Linked DNA regions of Homo sapiens: region 2 is linked to region 1. Evidence: chromatin loops called from intact Hi-C (ENCODE). Cell type or tissue: breast epithelium. All regions are shown on one strand. Each heading gives the region's core, and the rest is flanking DNA. Links, peaks and the distances in the headings are about the cores only. Region 1 has its middle 70 kb from the start of ST6GALNAC3. Region 2 has its middle 5.5 kb from the start of ST6GALNAC3.

Region 1 (2,927 bases), core at 118-2,617:
CTTGCCACTTCAGCTGTCTCTGTTAGGGTGAAAAAAATGCTTTTTCCATCTTTTTTACACTCAGGCAGAAGCAGAACTTGGCTCTTATTTTAATGATGTACCTTTGACCCAAATTTTCTGAAACCTCTTTTTGAGAATTCTCTTCTACATTGAATATCCCTGGTTTGTAGCACATTTTTACTCTTTAAAAGTGAATTTGCTCTTTTAGGATAGCTTGAAGTAATTTCGAAATAAGTTTGATCAATAAATGTGTAAACCTGCTGAATACTGTCGCTTTTAATAACCATAGACTTACACAAGATGAGGCTATATAGTAATAATGAGAAAGGACTGTAAGAAAGTGTGACTTAGCCCATCCAGGTTTATTTCATCTTGGAATTGCTTTGATCTGATATTGAGACAGCTGCACTGGTCATTTTGAGGAACCATAGAGGCAGGAAAAAAGGAAAGAAAAGGTGCTGGGTAAGCACTTTAGAGGGGGAAGCTCCACCCACCATCATCTACATCAACACTGCCAAACAGTCACTAAATAATTATAACAATCTGACTTTAAGCAATTGGGCACATGCCTAGCTCCCTCTCTAGAGGATGGTGTGATAGGAAAAATCAACTAAAATTTGAGGGTCATCTCTGTTACTTAAAGCTATGCAAATTCCAGCACGTCATTCAACCATCCTGAGTTTAATTTTCCCATCTAAGAAAAAAGATAAGCATAGCGCTATCCTGGGAGGGTGGCTGTGAGGCTCTATCAAAATAATGTATAGGAAGTGCTTTGTAAAGACCTAATCCAATGTTAGTTGTTAGTGATGAAGTTTTATTACTTTGTTTGTGAGAGATCTATCACTATCATAATTATTAACAATGATAAGTATTTATTATCTATTATATTACATTAAAATATGATATTATTAAAATTATTTTAATGACTGCTTAATAAGTAGAAAAAATTTACATTTTTGAAAAAGATAGTATAAGCTTACTCTTCATTAGATAGATCTGGGTCGCTAAAAAAATTCCTCTTTAAAAAATATTTTCCTTTACTCCTATATTATTTGTTAATATATTCCCTCTGGCATATCAGCCTTAAGACCGACTTTTTATGTGGTTTTATGTTTTTCCTGCATTGGGATATCTTTTATGATCAATGTTTATATTACTTTACTACAAGTGATTTTAGAGAATGTGGTAGTTTTATTATATATATTTTATTACATATATTTTTATTATATATAATATATTCTTATAAAATTTATTTAGTTTTACTTAGCTCTTATTATATCTTGTTGGAATATATGTTTTATACTGATATAAGTTGTTGCATATATATTTATTCAGATTGATTTTAATTATCTTAAGCACTTTCCATATATAAATTAATTTAGTCCTCACGACAGCCCTCTGAGGTTGGTAGTAGTATTATTTCTACTTTACAGTTGAGGAAACTGAGGTATAGAGAGGTTAAATAATTTGCCCAGGTCCTATGGCTACAGAGTGGAGAAGCTGGGTTTCACAGCTTGCTCTAAACAATGTGCCTGTAACTAGTGTGTAAACTGCCCAGGGGCTTCCCTATAGACATGGACAAAATACCTTGCCTTACAGAGGAAGATGTGATGGATTACCCAGAATTTCTCTTGGGCTTCCAGTTATAGGCAGGTACCCTTTTTTCCTCTCCTGTTTTCAAAATAGAAGTTAACAACTGCCCTCATTCTATATGGATGCCTTCTACTTTTGTATCCATCACAGGCCTGTTAGTGGATGTTCAATAGAGGCTCAATATGTGAATAAAAAGAGACTTCCAGGTGAGGCCTTCCTAACCAAGCCAGGAGTAAAGTCAGATTTTGGCAACAAATTACTATCATTTTTCTCTTTGTCCCAATCACCAGGGCCCAGGTCCTTCCTGCTCCAGAATGGGTCTCTGTTTGAGCCAGAGATGAAGGTGTGATGGGGTCAGAATGAGGTTCTCTCTTTTGATGTTAAATGAATGGGAAAATAGTGAGTTGGCTCCCTTACAAACTTAGAGGCAAATTTCAAGTCTTGACATTTTTATTATTGAGGGGTATTTCAGACTGACAGATAATAAGAGAAGGTAGGTTATGCTGACAAACAGTAACAAGATACCCATTTTTTTTGTCGAGTTTCTAAGTCAGCTTGGAAAACTATTGGCTTATCTCCTTTCAAGCCAGCTTGGACATCTGTCACAGATAGAAGAAACATGCTGTGTAATGATGCTGAATGATGCTTCTCCCTTTGGAATGTACTGTCTCATCTTGGAAAATGTCACCAGCTCTTATGCATATGGCTTCTAATCCCCCTTTTGGCTACATTTTGCAAGTTGTAACTTCAGCTGATGGTGCCGAAACTTTGGTTATCTCATCTTTAACAAATTTGTTAACAAACAGAATGATCCTGAATGACTGCCATGATCTTCGACGATGGCATTGACTTAAAAAAAATTTTCTGCAGCCCCTAATTATTAAATTATAATTTAAAAAACTCCCAAGAAGGCCTTTTTTTCTGTTTTTATTAATGAACTTTAAACTTGAAATAGGCAAGCAGCTACATTCTATGGAATTTGGCCAGTTATGTTTTATTAATGGAGGCCTGGATGACAGGCAAATGTTCCTTGACTTCTTTCCAATTGTGGTTTTGTGTAGTAGAAAGCCATCATCCAGGATCTTCCCCAAGGCTGCATCATGGTTCCCCTGGGATCCTGTACTTTCAAATTGCTGTACGTGAGATTTCACAGACATGTTTACAGTGATGATTCACTTGATATTTAATAACATGGTCTGGTATCCAGTCACATGTTTACAGTGTCTTGAACAAATATTTGGATCAAGGAATGTCCAAAAAGCAATTCTCTAAAATCTGTATTGTGAAGACCTAACAGAACAAAATATCTATAAAGTGGAACTTTTTTTCATGAT
Region 2 (2,927 bases), core at 204-2,703, 64 kb after region 1:
TTGGAAGGGAAGACAAATCTTATTTGGAACGTGCCATTATTTAGTATGTAATTTCTTAATATCTCTTAATTATAAAGGTGTCAGTGAAAACCACAAACTCAGTTATTTAAATCTTTGATGCTTTTGAAAATTCAGCTATCTTCATCTATTAGACAAAACAGATTTATTTATAAGATTCTATTAATTACATTTTAATAAAAATGAAGATGAAATAAAGTGGAACAAACTGAAAAAGAAATCATAGTGTTAGTGAATAATTTTTAACTACACTAAATATCAAATAAACACAATGCACCATGGCTGGTTAAAAAGTACTACATACAGTGATTTTTTAAAAAATCATGATATAAAGAAGGTAGCTTCCACTTAGAAGAAAAGCATCACTGATTTCTCAATCAACTGAGAACAGCCATAGGGATAATCACAGGCCACTCTTGTCATTAAACATGAACTCAAAATCCATCCAAATCAAGTAATCAGTCTGATGATTAAAAAGTAGAAAATGCCTTATAGAGAAATATAAAATGATCTGAGAATATCATATGTGATGAAGGAAGTAATAACACATCCAAAGTTTCTTACCCAAAACCTTTGAGCAGCATTCAGAATGGTAGGACAATCTGATTTTCAATTTCATACATTTATGGTTGCTAGCATCTTTCATCTGGAATTCTTAGTTATCTCTTCAGAGTTGAATGAATCAAATCAGATTAATCAGCATTAACTGAGCATGTAAGGTACTGTATTTCCTTGCTAGGGGCACAAAAAGGTGAAGGCTGAAAAGAAAAAGAAGAAACCAGTAAGCTTCCAATCTATTAGGGAAGTAAGGCTAAAAATAATAATAAAAAAAGTAGATAACAGGTCAAGTGAACACTGGAAAAAACTTCCACCAGATAGGATGTGACTCATTGCCAAAAGAATTTTGCAAACAGTAATTGTTGGAATTCAAAGAGGAGAAACTACACTAGACTAGGGTGGTCTGAAAGGGCATCAAGAGCCAAATGGGATTTGATCTGGGATTGAAGGATGGTGAAATCTAGCTGAGTAAAGAATGCGAAGATCAAGACAGAGGTTGGCAAACTACTGCTTGTGGGCCAAATTGGGTCTGCAGATTGTTTTTCTATATCTGCAGAACCAAAAGTGGATTGTACATTTTTAAATAGTTAAAAAAACAAAGAATAATATTTCATAGCACTGAGAAGTACATGAAATATAAATTTTAGTGTCCATAAAAAAGTTTTATTGGAACACAGACACTGCCCATTGTTTATTTCTATGGCTGCTTTCATACTACAATGGCAGTGTTGAATAGTTGTGACAGAGACCAAATGGCTTGCAAAGCCTAATATTTACTTGGCTCTTTGCTGACAAAGCTTGCCAACTGTTGGTGTAAGAGAATAACGTGCAATGATTAAGGAGACAATGTTGGCAGGCCTATAAATGTATCAAGAGGCCACTGAAAGTTTTGACTATAGGAGGAAGCCCATTCACAAATTGTTTCTGCTTCCTATACACATCACCTGGGCTTGCAAATGTTTGTTAAACCAACAAATGAACCAGGATTTTCAGATTCCTAAGTCACTTGTTGCTTTATATCTGTTGCTCTTGAAAAGAATGAATGGCTTTTCCACAGGGGACATTCCCCTTTACGTTTGTCTGTTCCACCTTCACGCAGGTGTGCTGGGAGCAGCTTGATACATATTGACATTGTTGGGCACAATAACAATACCTTGTGTTTCAGGGGTTGTGTGAGAATGTATTCAGGTGACTTCTTTTTGGACCTTTTTTCTTTGCATTGGATGATGTTTTTCTTCTACCTTTTCTACAATAGTTCAGAAATAGATACAAACAGGAGGGTTCGGGGAGATTCCTGGAAGGGGATGGTATTGACACGAAGAATTAGCAAAAATCATAGCTCTCTCCAGAGGGTTTGTGAGGGCTAGACCATTAGAGGAAAAAAATGGTTCAGGCAAAATAAACTGCAGCAGAACCCCAACTGTTAGGCCCTCTCCCCTGGGTGTTCCCATCAGTCCTGCATGGATGCATTTCAAATACCAACTTTCCATTCTAATCTTTTAGGGCAGCATGTAACCAGGCCTCACTGAGAGGAGAAATCCAAGAAGAGTGTAGAGAAACACACATGAGAGGAACCTCACAATAAAAAGGAAACAAACTCTGGGAAACATGGTTAAGAAATATCAGACTCAATTAATAATGGAGGCTTCAACAGCCTTGGAGAGATCCAATACAAACTAAATTCAAACTATATGCCAGTGCTTCTAGCCATATTTACTTTTTTTTTCTTTTTTTTTTTTTGAGATGAAGTCTAGCTCTGTCACTCAGGCTGGAGTGCAGGGGCACGATGTTGGCTCACTGCAATCTCTGCCTCCCAGGTTCAAGCAATTCTTTTGCCTCAGCCTCCCAAGTAGCTGAGACTACAGGTGTGCGCCACCACACCCGACTAATTTTTGTATTTTTAGTAGAGACGGGGCTTCACCATGTTGGCCAGGCTGGTCTTGAACTCCTGACCTCAGGTGATATGCCTGCCTGGGCCTCCCAAAGTTCTGGGATTATAGACGTGAGACACAGTGCCCAGTCCATATTTACTTTTAATTGATTATGTTTTTTTTTTTAAAAAAAAACTTAGAGGAAAACTCTTTAAGAAAAACAAATCAGGCTAAAAACTACATTCTTCTAGGTAATGAAAAGTAGGCAAACAACATTAGTTTTGGATTTTTTAAAAATTAAAAACAGCTTTTCTTAATTGGTTCATTTGAAAAAAAATGGAAACTTCCAATAGGGAAAGGTAGAGCTGAGATGAAGTTAAGGGAGAATGTTACTGAATGGGAAAATATATAATATTTTAAAAATGCAATTTTAAATCATGCGTAACTTGTCTTGGAGTTCATCCCAGATAAGTATCAGTA

What was found. Hi-C counts contacts between places; a loop is a spot of excess contacts. Peaks named below come from ENCODE experiments on the same cell type or tissue, not always from the same donor. Only the 100,000 strongest peaks of a DNase experiment are listed, where the experiment ranks them.
Region 2: a loop joins it to region 1, with 25 times the contacts of the local background. A loop is called at or near these places in 6 of 110 quality-filtered maps.

The regions. Positions count from the first base shown.
Region 1 is chr1:76,003,685-76,006,611 of GRCh38, forward strand. No RefSeq gene overlaps it. Among named protein-coding and RNA genes, the nearest start is that of ST6GALNAC3, 70 kb to the right of the region's middle. In breast epithelium, for the core only: no CTCF peak of the experiment used is centred there; no DNase peak of the experiment used is centred there.
Region 2 is chr1:76,067,796-76,070,722 of GRCh38, forward strand. No RefSeq gene overlaps it. Among named protein-coding and RNA genes, the nearest start is that of ST6GALNAC3, 5.5 kb to the right of the region's middle. In breast epithelium, for the core only: no CTCF peak of the experiment used is centred there; no DNase peak of the experiment used is centred there; H3K27ac peaks cover 218 bases.